Regions from separate parts of the Mus musculus genome. Here region 2 is linked to region 1. A link is a loop called in an ENCODE intact Hi-C map of the cell type or tissue named here. Cell type or tissue: left cerebral cortex. All regions are shown on one strand. Links, peaks and the distances in the headings refer to the core of each region. The heading gives the core; the rest is flanking DNA.

Evidence for each region. Hi-C counts contacts between places; a loop is a spot of excess contacts. Peaks named below come from ENCODE experiments on the same cell type or tissue, not always from the same donor. Only the 100,000 strongest peaks of a DNase experiment are listed, where the experiment ranks them.
Region 2: it touches region 1 in a loop (2.0-fold over the local background); 2 of 42 quality-filtered maps call a loop at or near these places.

What each region holds. Positions count from the first base shown.
Region 1 is chr11:4,925,073-4,931,039 of GRCm38, forward strand. Thoc5 (THO complex 5) reads left to right here. Exons shown (of 20, transcript NM_172438.3): 19 at 974-1,164; 20 at 3,603-3,793. The coding sequence ends at 3,666. Among named protein-coding and RNA genes, the nearest start is that of Gm35321, 5.8 kb to the right of the region's middle. In left cerebral cortex, for the core only: no CTCF peak of the experiment used is centred there; a DNase peak (open chromatin) is centred at 2,358.
Region 2 is chr11:5,056,624-5,062,590 of GRCm38, forward strand. It overlaps Rasl10a (RAS-like, family 10, member A), which reads left to right and starts at 1,505. Exons shown (of 3, transcript NM_145216.4): 1 at 1,505-1,901; 2 at 2,810-2,934; 3 at 3,175-3,762. The coding sequence starts at 1,683. The coding sequence ends at 3,442. It overlaps Gas2l1 (growth arrest-specific 2 like 1), which reads right to left. Exons shown (of 7, transcript NM_144560.3): 5 at 5,792-5,888; 6 at 5,532-5,703; 7 at 3,752-5,194. The coding sequence ends at 4,168. In left cerebral cortex, for the core only: a CTCF peak has its summit at 3,402 (motif pointing right); DNase peaks (open chromatin) are centred at 1,479, 1,789, 2,358, 2,736 and 3 more places; H3K4me3 peaks cover 3,838 bases; H3K27ac peaks cover 3,033 bases.

The sequences.
Region 1 (5,967 bases), core at 785-4,784:
CACTCCAGTACCTGACTGGGGGTGACGAGGGAAAAACAGACACACAGACAGCTGCAGTCCAGTGTCTGACTCGGCTGGAGAACCCTTAGCCCACCCCCAGGCCCGGCATGTTTACTACGTAAGATTGCATAGGGAAGCAGGGCTACAGAGATGGATCGAGGAGGCAGGCTTAGCCAACCTCAACAGGAGCAGGCTGTAGGGAGCCATCTCCAGGCTGTAACTACCCAGAAGGAGAAAGCTGTGGTGGACACTTTGTGTCCACACCATCAACATCTACACACAGATGAGAAGAGAAGGCTCTGGCATTCCTCCTGGCCTCATATCAGGCAGGGGGAGGCTTTGCTGTACTTGGTGGGTCTGGGGCTAGGGTCCTAGATAGGCCAGTTCATGTCAACAACACACATCCACTCGGGGTCTCCTGCACTTAGGGTTTCCTGCACTCCCTTCAGCAAGGTGTGCCGGCACACACTTTTAATCGCAACACTGGGAAGACAGAATAGACAGATCTCTAATCTCAAGGCCAGCTTGGTCTACATAGTAAGTTCCAGGCCAGCCGCCTAGTGAGACCCTGCCTCCAAAAACACCCAAAAGGTTTCTTGTCACCTTGGGCTTCTGTGTGATGGTAAATAAGCTCAGAAGTATTATAGAAACTCAAATTCAGTGAGAGTGAGTGCTGTAGTGAGAGTGAGTGCTGTAGCTACTGTCAAGGACAAGTCTCTTGGTGGCCACAGAACATGTCTTCCTCTACATGTCCATGGTCCTTGCTGGAGGTGGCGAGGTGGGTGATAATCAGGAGGGGCCCATTGTCTTGAGGAGACGGGGTCTCTGGACGAGGTTGTAGCCCAGCTGTGTACAGATCCTGTGCAGGCATCAGCAGGAGATCTTGTGGTACCGTCAGGCTCAGCCATGAGGTAAAAGTGCTCGGCCATACTGCGGAAGCAAATGCTGAGGGTCTGGCTTCCCACCCACACAGGCTATGGAGAGTGAAGTCAACGTGTGCTATAAGGAGTTGTGTGGCCCTCGGCCCAGTCACCAGCTCCTGACCAACCAGCTGCAGAGACTGTGTGTGCTGCTGGACGTCTACCTGGAGACCGAGAGCCACGATGACAGCTTCGAGGGCCCCAAGGAGTTTCCCCAGGAGAAGATGTGCCTGCGGCTTTTTAGGTGAGTAGAGGGCTGGGCTCTTGTGACTTTCCTCAAGGATGTGAACAGAGATCGCAGTCCTCTAGAAGACTAGGTCTCATTGGACAGGACCTGGCACACAGAGAGGGCATCTGTCTTTGTGGCAGACAATTCTGCAGCCAGATTTCCAGGAAACACTTGTTTTCTCTTTCCTGAGACTTCCCTGCAACTGCAGCCTGGCTCACCTGTTCTTGTCAGCCCATGGATCAAGCAACCAAGGAGACTGCCCTGACTGAGCCATGCTACAAAGCTTTGACTGAACTTTGATTGTTTTTTTTTTGTGGGAAACAGCAGGGCCTGTTTACTTTTAGTCTCCAAGCGAGCACTTAAGGTAGTGCATCCCCACTGTCCCTAGTGAGTGTGCTGGCATCTAAGTCCCTTGGTGTGACTCAGGACAGTGGGCAGTCAGGCAGCATAGGGAACAAAAGAAAGCCCAGCTCTTGTAGAAGGCAGGCTGTGTGCATGCTGAGGAGCGAGCAGTCCACGGCAGCCAGCACTGAGCCTAGGGCCGACGTGGGGGACTGAGACCTTGTAGAGAGCCCAGGTAGGTTCAGGTCATTTGTGTAAAGTTCCCAGATGATTCCTGCTCCATGTTTGGGGCTCAGGGTATGCTCTTGGCAACTTGCTATTTATAGTGTGTGGGCTCGCAGTGCCTCAGACCAGTTTTCCATCTTTATGGGTATTAGGGCTTCTTTCCTGTTCATCCCCTAATGTGTTTTGTTTTGTTTTGTTTTTTCTTTTCAAAACCCTAGAGATTACTTCTTAGTCTCCCTTCTGTTTTAGACAAGGGGGTAAAGAAGAACTGTGTTTGGATTATCTTTATAATCTATCAGGCCTGGTGTTACAACTGATGCCTATAATCTTAGCCCTTGGAAGCTGGAGGCAGGAGGATTGCCATGAGTTCAAGGCTAACCTTGCCTACAGAATAAACAAAACCAAAAAAGTTCCTCACCTTGCTCTCAGTTGTAACGTAAAGGGAGGTGTCCCAGCATTTTCCCTCTTGTCTGGCACCTCTGCTGCCCTGGTTCATGGTGTTGTTAATAATAACCAGAAATGCCCCAAGTGGCTACAGGAAGCAGAGCTGACTGCCCAATGCCAGCCTGAGTCTTCTCTCTGCAGTGGTCTGTGTGAAGTCTCAGCTCTTCTCACCTCTCCTCCCACTCCCGCACATTTGCAGGATGGGAGCCCACACAGCCTGTGCTTGTTTCTCCCAAATGGTTCCTGGAAGACTCATTTCTTTATGTGTTGAGCTGTGTCAGTGCTGTGGCAAGACTTAGCATCAGAGCTGATGGGTGGCCTGGAGTGTAGCTGATTGCTGGGGTTCGGACCATCAGGAGACTGAGGGCAGAGTGCTGCTGTGAGCTGGCAGGCCCTAGCTGCCGCTTGGCCTGAGACTTGGGCACTCTGCCTCGGTGTACCCCTCTGCTGTTTGGAGGCTAATGCCGTGAATAACTCTCAGCTCCAGCTTCCTTCCACCTGAGAGGGAGTCTCTGTATTTCACCCTCCAGGCAGCTTATGTTTCCTGTGTTATGGAAAAATGACACTGAGACGAGAAGTCAGCACAGTACAGGCTGGGAAAGAAGGTTTTATACCCTTCAGCCACTGGAGAAGAGTAAACTTTCCTTACCTTTCCTACTCTCTGCAGTTCCTTTTTCACTGTGATTAAAAACACCATGACCAAAACCAGCTTGGGGATGAAGGGGTTAATCCCGGTTTACAGTTAGTCTTTCTTGAAGAGAAGGAGGGGCAGAAACTGAAACAGAGGGCATGGAGGAATGCTGTTTACTGGTTGCTCTCCATGGCTTGCTCATTCCACTTGCTTCTTCCCATGTGACCCTGACTTGTGTTAAGTTGAGGAAAAACTACCCTGTCCCCATAGTCCTTAGACCAAGTCCCAGAGTGTCACCGGTTACTGCTGTCGGAGCCCTTTTTGTAGATGTTTGTCTTTATGGAGCTGTGTGTAACATTCCCTCTGTGAAGTTTTTGCTTGAGGACACAGAATTACTGCTAAAATCTTAGGAAGGAAGTTTGAACATAGATCATGGCCTGATCTGTTGCTTCCTGGCCATGCACTATTGTGCACTGTCTTGCTTCCTTTGCAGTTGTAGAAATTAAGTGTTTGCTGATAAAGTTATAAGCAATGATCCAAAACATGTTGGGCACTGGGCACTGTCCCTAAAATGTCTGATTAAGGGATCCTCCAGGTTCGCACATTTGTAAGCACATAGAGACACTTTTACAAAGGTGGTATCACTCCTTCACCAGTGTGGTCTGCTTTCTCGCCGTGCCCTGGGCCTGAACTATGCAGCTCTAACTTTCCCCCGATGACAGCTACGCGACCTTCTCTTGTGAGTGAACTGTAATTTATTTTATCAGTCCAGAAGGCATGCTATTAACTGCTCTCCCTCTTGTTTCTCTAGGGGTCCGAGTAGGATGAAGCCGTTTAAATACAACCATCCCCAAGGGTTCTTCAGCCACCGCTGACTCCCCTCGACTTGTCATTCCCCAAAGCCCTGTCCTGGCTCCTGGGTATCTGCTTTTTGCTTTGGCCACATGTGGTTCTTGATATTTTCCAAAGACACCAGCTAATTAAAATGTCATCTGACAAATGGACTCTGTTTGTAGCTCCTTGGGCAGTCTGGAAGAGCAGGTGGGACCATGGTAGCATGAAGAATTTCTGGATGCTGTTTTTAAGGGTGGCCGATAATGTAGGCTGTAGCCTGCTCATTCACATTCTTCCGAACAAAAGCATTGCCAGGCCTATCACAGCAATAGCCCAGTTCCTGGTACCAACTTCTGTCTTAGTTATGGTTTTACTGCTGTGAACAGACTCCATACCAAGGTAATTCTTATAAGGACAATACTTAATTGGGGTTTACAGGTTCAGAGGTTCAGCCCATTATCATCAAGGCAGGAACATGGCAACATCCAGGCAGGCATTGTGCAGGAGCTGAGAGGTCTACTTCTTCATCTGAAGGCTGCTAGCAGAATACTGGCTTCTAGGCAGCTAGGATGAGGGTCTTAAAGTCCACACCCACAATGACACACCTACTTCAACAGGGCCACACCTTCTAATAGTGCCACTGCCTGGGCCGAAGCATAGACAAACCACCACAGAAGGTAAGCACATTAGGGTTCCCTTTTGGATAGGAGAGTGAGACCTTAACACTTGAGGGTCTTTGAGACAGTGACTTGATACGCGCCTTTACTCCCAGGACTTCAGGGGACAGGCAGATCTCTGTGAGTTCACAAAAAGAAGAGCCCCCCCTGTCCCAAGGATCCTTGGACGTTTGTCTGGAAAATCTGCTCTCTGACCCCAACCAGTATTAAATTCACAATTTGGCTTAAGTGAAAGATAAGGCTGAGAACATTGCTCAGTGTGGAGCACATGCAGGTGGTGTCGTTCCTCAGCACTAACAAATAATGAGAGAACCAAGATACAAAGTGCAAAATATTTCACAATTATTGAAGGGCACTTTGGAGCATGCCTTTAATCCTAGCACTCGGGAGGCAAAGGCAGGTAGATCTCTGTGAGTTCAAGGCCAGCATGGACTAAATAGTGAGTTCTAGGACAGCCAGGGTTATGTAGAGAGATGCTGTCTCAAAAATCAGAAAAGTAAGAATTAGTCTGTGTCTGCAGACTAGGGATATATCTCTGTTGCTAGAGTGTTTGCCTAGAATTCATGAAGCTGTGGGTTTGATTTCCTACACTACCTAAAACAGCCTTAGTGCTGCATGCATATAATCCCAGCATGAGGTAGAGTCAGGAGGATCACAAATTCAATATCACCTTCTGCTGCGCAGGAGGTTTGAGGGGAGCTTATCTCAGCAATAAATAATAAGTCTATTATGGAAGTATAGTCTAGTTTGCTAACTATATAACTTTTATTATAGTTCCGGGGAAGCTGTTTCAAGCTTATTCTCCCTGTAGAACGTTGCAAGAGCACTTTGCAAACACATCTATGGTGGTTTCAATAGGAATGTGCTTCCCATAGACTCCCGTTTGAATGCCTGAGGCAGGGTGTGTGTGGCCTTGTTGGAGGAAGTGTGTCACTGGGGAGGCAGGCTTGGAGGCCTCATGTAAACTCAAACTAGGCCTAGTGTAACACTCTCCTGTTAGCGAATTAAGATGTGGAACTCTCAGCTCCTTCACCAGTACCATGTCTGCTGCATGGCATGCCTCTCCCCAGGATGCTAATAAGCTAAACCTCGAAACTAAGTCAGCCCCAATTAAATGTTTCCCTTTTAAGAGTTGTCTCAGCCATGGTGTCTCTTCACAGACTAAGACATCTACTCTATAAGTAGATGACCCGTGACAGCATGGGCCTCTCACATGGAAACTGCCTTTTCTGTCCTTTCAGCTGAGCATCTTAAAGATGAGGATTTGGGGGAAGATGAGGCTGTGAAGATGAGATGGCTCAGGGGTTAAGAGCCAGCATCCATGTCGGGTGGCTTACAACACCCCTAACTCAGCCTCAGGGATCCAATGCACCTGGCCCCTCCATAGCGCCCGCATTCATGCATATACCACCACTTACACACTTGACTTTAAACAATGCTTGCTAAGAGATGCTGGTAAACACCAGTACCTGCCTAAGTAAAGTCCCACGGGAGGAGAATTGTACCTTAGGGTAGCCTTAAATGTCCATATCTCACCCCACACTGCCCCATTCCTCTGGCTCACAGAGGCAGGCTCTCTTCAACCAGAGGCCCTCAAACTACACAGGAGTTACCTCCCCATAAGCTGATCCCAAGCTTACACCAAGTCTTCCAACTCAGTTGACC
Region 2 (5,967 bases), core at 1,030-5,029, 130 kb after region 1:
AGTTTATCCACTCCTTTCTGTTTCTGGAAGCGAAAAGCAGCTCACAAACCCCAGAAGCCTGGAAACCTGTAAATGGAACAGAAGTCATTCTAGGGGAATCTCAGCAAGAGGGGGGAGGGGGGAAAGCCAGCTGTCGCTACTCTGAATTTAAAGACCTAGAATATCCCTAGTGGCTGAAAGGGGGAAGAGAGGTGGGGGTGGGGGTGGTGAAATCAGACCAGGCCCTAAGTCTACCTGGGGAAGAGGACTAGACATTAGTGTTAAGGAATACCTTCCAGCTGCTGTCACCTGTTCCCCGCGGGAGGGTGTGCCTCCTTCCCCCTTGACGGGCTAGTTTCTCCTGCCCTTCCTTCCACTTAATTCCTGGCCAGGTAGACATATTATCAATGCCTTTAGAGGCCTGGATCTAAGTATTTCTAGAGCCTTCTCTCCTAAGGGAGAGGAGACAGTTCTTTTTCCTTTTGGCTCCATTTCAGCATTCTGGCCACCTGTTAGACTTGAAGCATTCGTTGAATGAGTGAGTCTTGTTCAATGCCGGGTGCCTGCATTTCACAGTACCTGGGTGGAGGGCAGAGGCCTGGGAACTCCTCCAGTGTGTGGAGACTGGAGGGCCGGACGGAGGTTGGGCAAACCCAGACTTTCCGAACCCTCAGAGGAGCTTCCGAACTTGTCCAGGGAAGAGGGCATGGTGCACCCCTGGGACAGACTCTGGGACAGACCCGTGGATCTGTTTCTTCGCCTCCAACCTGTTGGGGCAGTGACTGGGGGCTGAGTTGCTGAGCAGACTTCTGTGCTGGGCTCAAACCCTTCTGTCTCCACTCCCCACCCCCTCTGGGCTGGTCCTTTGAAACAGTGTTCTTCTAGTCGTTTGTCCTTGTAGGTGTAATGAAAAGTGGCCCGCAGGCCCGGGACGGAGTCCCAGTGTCCTTCTCACTTTGAGATACCTCTCCAGGGTCTCAGTTCCCTCCTCCTTAAACCACGAGTACCCAGGTTGAGGCTGCGGTTCGAAGATGATGCAGGGGAGAGCCCAGAAAAGGAGTTGGTGCCCAGGGTCTCACAAAACAGGAGGAAGCTTTGAAGCCATCGGCCTTTGGTGGACAACCGGGATGCAGACAAAAAGTCCAATGCGACGATTGGCCCAAGGTCATTCAACCAGGACTGGGTCTGACCCCAAGTGGCCTGATTCTAAGAGCCTGGGCTTGGTCAACAGCCAGGTTGCAGCCAGCGGTGTTGGAGGAACAGGGAGGTGGCGCCCAGCGGCTTCGGTTTTGAAACGGTTGAGGGAAGCTGACTGCCACCTGGGGAACCAGGCTTTAACAAGGCGACCCGCCTGGCAGTCACTGGGCCGCGACCCTCCCCGGGAGGGGCGGGGCGGACAGTTACCTCATCGCCGCCTCCGGGAGGCCCCGCTCGCTTGCTCGCCCGCGCGGCCGACTGGGGCGGCGGCTCCCGGCGCCGGAGCGAGAAGGGGACGGAGCTGAAGGTGGGGGCGGGTCTGCACCGCACCGGGTGCACTCTTCCTGCGGAGCTGCGGGTGCGTCCGCCCGCTCGATCCTCAGGCCTGGCCTCTTGTGGCTGAGGTGCTGTAGGCGACGCGATGCGGGTATCCCGGGCCGGGCAAGCAAGGCGCAGAACGGGCTCATGAAGCTCCCCGGTGCCAGGCGCGGGAGCGCGGGCCAGCCATGGGCGGCAGCCTGCGGGTGGCTGTTCTGGGTGCTCCGGGAGTGGGTAAGACCGCCATCATCCGCCAATTCTTGTTTGGTGACTATCCTGAGCGCCACCGACCCACGGACAGTCCCTGCCTCTACCGACCCGCGGTGCTGCTCGACGGCGCGGTCTACGACCTGAGTATCCGCGATGGTGACGTCGCTGGACCCGGCTCAAGCCCCAGAAGTCTTGAGGTAGCGGTTCGAGGGGGCCAGGGGTGTGTGTACACTTGGTGCCCATGTGTACTGATCCAGGGCGCCCGAGCCCGTTCTGGGATTGAAGTGTGTGTGTCTAGGTAGTTTGCATACGAGCTTCCTGCGCTAACCTGTAGGTGCCCTGTGGCTGTTTCCTCTCTCTCTCTCTCTCTCTCTCTCTCTCTCTCTCTCTCTCTCTCTCTCTCTCTCTCTCTCTCTTTTGTTTTTGTTTTTGTTTTTTTCGAGACAGGGTTTCTCTGTGCAGTGCTGGCTGTCCTGGAATTCTCTCTGTAGACCAGGCTGGCCTTGAACTCAGAAATCCACCTGCCTCTGCCTCTCAAGTGCTGGGATTAAAGGCGTGCGCCACCACGCCCGGCTCTGTGGCTGTTTCTTGTCTTCTTTGCCTGCCTAGGCTGGTGTCTGGGTCAGTGTGTGGCACAGCTTGAGCTGAGCCGCGCCGCTGTGACAGACTGGACCAGACACAGGAGTACCCTTTCTAGAGGGGGCCACCGCACCCTCAGACTCCCAGTCTTTGGCGCTGCATTCATTTCAAAGCTGGCATTTGAGCAGCACCTGGGAGGCTAAATGAAGTTTTGGTGAAAGAAGCTGTAAGAATATTGCAAGGGGGAAAGAGCAGCAAGAGACAAGCCAGAGGCTTCACCTGTACAGCTGCACCAGGACAGTCAGTTACCATCTGTCAGCCGGTGGACGGCAGATCCCAGGCTCTGAGGCAGTAGGAGCATAGTAGGTTGACGGGTGGCCCAGGAAGTAGGAGGGCTAAGGACTGACAAGATCCAAGCACGGCTGGGAAGTCTGGCCTGTGGGAGGGCGCGTCCCATCCGGAGTATTGCTGGGAGGTGACGGGGAGTGAGGTTGAATTGGAGTAAACCCCAGCCTCTACCCTCTAGGAGTGGCCGGACCCTAAAGACTGGAGCTTGCAGGACACAGACGCCTTTGTGCTGGTCTACGACATCTGCAGCCCCGACAGTTTCGATTATGTTAAAGCCCTGAGGCAGCGTATAGCAGAAAACAGGTGAGGGCTTGACTGGAGGTGGAGGTCTTGCTAGGGGAGCGGGTAGTTATGGCCTGGGTGCTTCTAGATCATACTTTGTGCCCACTTGAAGGTCTCTTGCTGTATGAGACACTTAGCACACCGGGGTGTGTGTGTGTGTCTGCCATAGCAGGGGACTCGCCTTCATTTGTACACATGGGGTGGGTTCCTCTGGCCATGGAGTCTCCAGCACTGCGTCTCTCATCTCCATCGGGCCTCCAGGCCGGCGGGAGCACCAGAGGCACCCATCCTGGTGGTAGGCAACAAGCGGGACCGTCAGCGGCTGCGCTTCGGACCTCGCCGTGCACTGGCCACTCTAGTTCGTAGGGGCTGGCGCTGTGGCTACCTCGAGTGCTCAGCCAAATACAATTGGCACGTGCTGCGTCTCTTCCGAGAGCTTCTGCGTTGTGCTTTGGTGCGCACACGTCCTGCACATCCGACCCTCCGCCTGCAGGGGGCGCTGCACCCAGCGCGCTGCAGCCTCATGTGATTGGACAGGGAAATCTCTTGAAAGCAGGCTCCCACCCAGACTCCTGGCCATCGGACTTTTCTTTGATCTTGATTGGACCCAGCTAACTCCCAATCATTGGACAGGTCAGTTTTACCTGAGACCTTATTGGGTCATAAGCACAGATGGAAAGGACTTGACTATGAATGTGATCAGAGGCATTTGAACAGCTTCTAGCACTCATATTGAACTACATAGACCCGCCTGCCTCTACCTCTCCACGGCTGGACTGGCTACTGGAGACACTTTTAAAGCCATGCCTAACCAGGTAATAAAAACAAATGCAAAAACTGTAAATGCACAATTTAAGGGTTTCTTGTTCTGGTATATGCAGGTTCAGAGCATTGAGGTCTGGCTTCTAGGCAGTTAACTCTAGAATCCCAACATATAATGAAGGCTCAGTCCCCAAAAAACAGGAGCTGGAGCAAGACTTTACTGTCAGAGGTTCTGCTTACTGGACCACAGGTCCTCTGGACACCGGGCTGGCCCGGTCTCCTCTAAGGCATTCAATAATATTAGTAATTAAATAGCAATGCTCATCCCCCAAACCGGAATGTACAACAGGTGTCCCATTGTGCCATGTAGTCCCGTGGGGTCTGGTCCCATGAGGTCTGGTGCTCGAGATGGAAGGGGGGTCCCTGATGCAAAGGGTAGGTTAAGGCCACAAAGAAAATGGAATGGGGTGTGGGTGTAGCTAAGCCGGTCCATCACATCGAAGAATCTGGCTCGGTCCTTGGGGTGACCGAATGCTGGGCATGCCAAGCCCCGAGTTCTATGGGTCCCGATGGGCGGCGGGGTCCCCGAGGTGTCGGTATGCGTGAGGGTTTACGGTCTGGTTGTGTGTCCATCCGCCCCCTTGCCCAGGTCAGTGAGGGTTCTGGGCCAGCCAAAGAGCTCCTGGTTGCATCCAGTGCCCCTCCTACAGCAAGGTAGGGGCTGCCCTCATCGGAAGAACTGGACAGAGCTTGGCTGCGGGGCCCAGGCAGCCCATTGGCTGTGCGGCCTGACTCCCCAGGTTGGCCACATTTGCCACCCAGGACACTGAGTGATGAAGACGAGGAGCTGGATGAACAGTAAGCAGAGTCCGGAGCTGGAGGGTCAGGGGCAGATCCCATGGGGGTATGGCTGGCAGCAGCCTCCAAGGCGCGGGCATTGGCTAAGAATTCCTCTTCCAGGCGCCTGAACAGCTGCTGCTCCTGCTGTGGGTCAAGCTGCAGGGGCGTGCGGAAGATGCTGGCAGGTGTGGCAGCCAGCTCTGGGCCGGGGCTGGGGCCCCTGGAAGGCCGGGGTGCTGCAGGGCTGAGGGCACGCGGAGTCTGCGGGGTACTCCTCCCAGAACCTCCTGATCCCCCGCCACCCCTGCCCCGGGCCACCCACGAGTGCTGGCCGTCTCGGTCCCTGCGCACCATCAGTACCGCCTGTTCCTCGCGGCTCTGGCTGCGGGTGCGCCTTGCTGGGCTGGAGGTCGACAGCTGAGCGCCTCGGCCTCCTGGGGCCACGCGGGGCCGTCCCCGGTCCAGCCGGTCTCGAGACTGGCTGCGAGGCGCGGTCGGCCGTCTCGGGGAGGCCGGAAGACAGGAGGTCGGCCGGTGGCTGGGCCGCTCCCTCCGGGAGCCAGTGGCTGAATCGTCGCTGCGGGCACCCATGGGGCCGCTCTGAGCAGAGGAGGCTGAGGAGTCACTGTCCCCAGAGTAGCGGCGGGAGCGGGGAAGGGGGGGCAGCTGATCGCGGGGCCTGAGGTGGGGTGTGAGAGAGATGTGTATCACTGGCGCGGGTGGAGCGAGCTGGTGAGGCTCGGGCTCTGCCAGGGGACTTCCAGGCACAAGTGAGCGTCCAGGCTGAGGCCGCGACTTCCCGCCCTTGGCTTCCGAAGCCAGGGTTGGATCAGCCACCGCCCGGAGCCCGCCCCAGCTGTGTTGTTGGTTTGTCTGGGTTGCCATGGAGATGGAAAGCCGGTACCGCCCCCACGCACGGGAACTTTTCCCAGGGTGTGAGTCATCGCGCCCAGGCGGACGCCCCACCCCCACCAGCCCTTGGAGCTCCGGAGGTGATCGATCCTCCAACCTCTCACCTGAGCGGGGTCTCAGGCCCCTCCTTTGTGCCTCGCAGGCTGATGGGGGTTACTTCGGGCCGGGAGCTCCTGCGCTCACTCCCAGGGACTGGGCTACCGGGGCGGGGGCTAGGAGTGGGTGATCCCCTCTGCGGGGAGAAAGTCCCGGTCCTCTGCTGGGGCAGACGGTGCGCTGTGGGAATGGATACAGCAAGTGAGGGGCAACACCTTAGAAACCGGCCCCTCTCTGCTTGTGGCCCACACCCCCACCAGGAACTTACTAGAAGACGAGCAGCGACAAGGGTCATGCTTGTCTAGGTAGTGCTCCAGTGTGTCCCAGCCGCCCCCCACTCGCACCATCACGTGACTCCTCAGCACCTATGGGCCGAAGGGCAGGTCACTGCGGGCCTCCTAGGCCACCCCTGAGGTGCTGGCCTGGGCTTCTCCTCCCCCCACT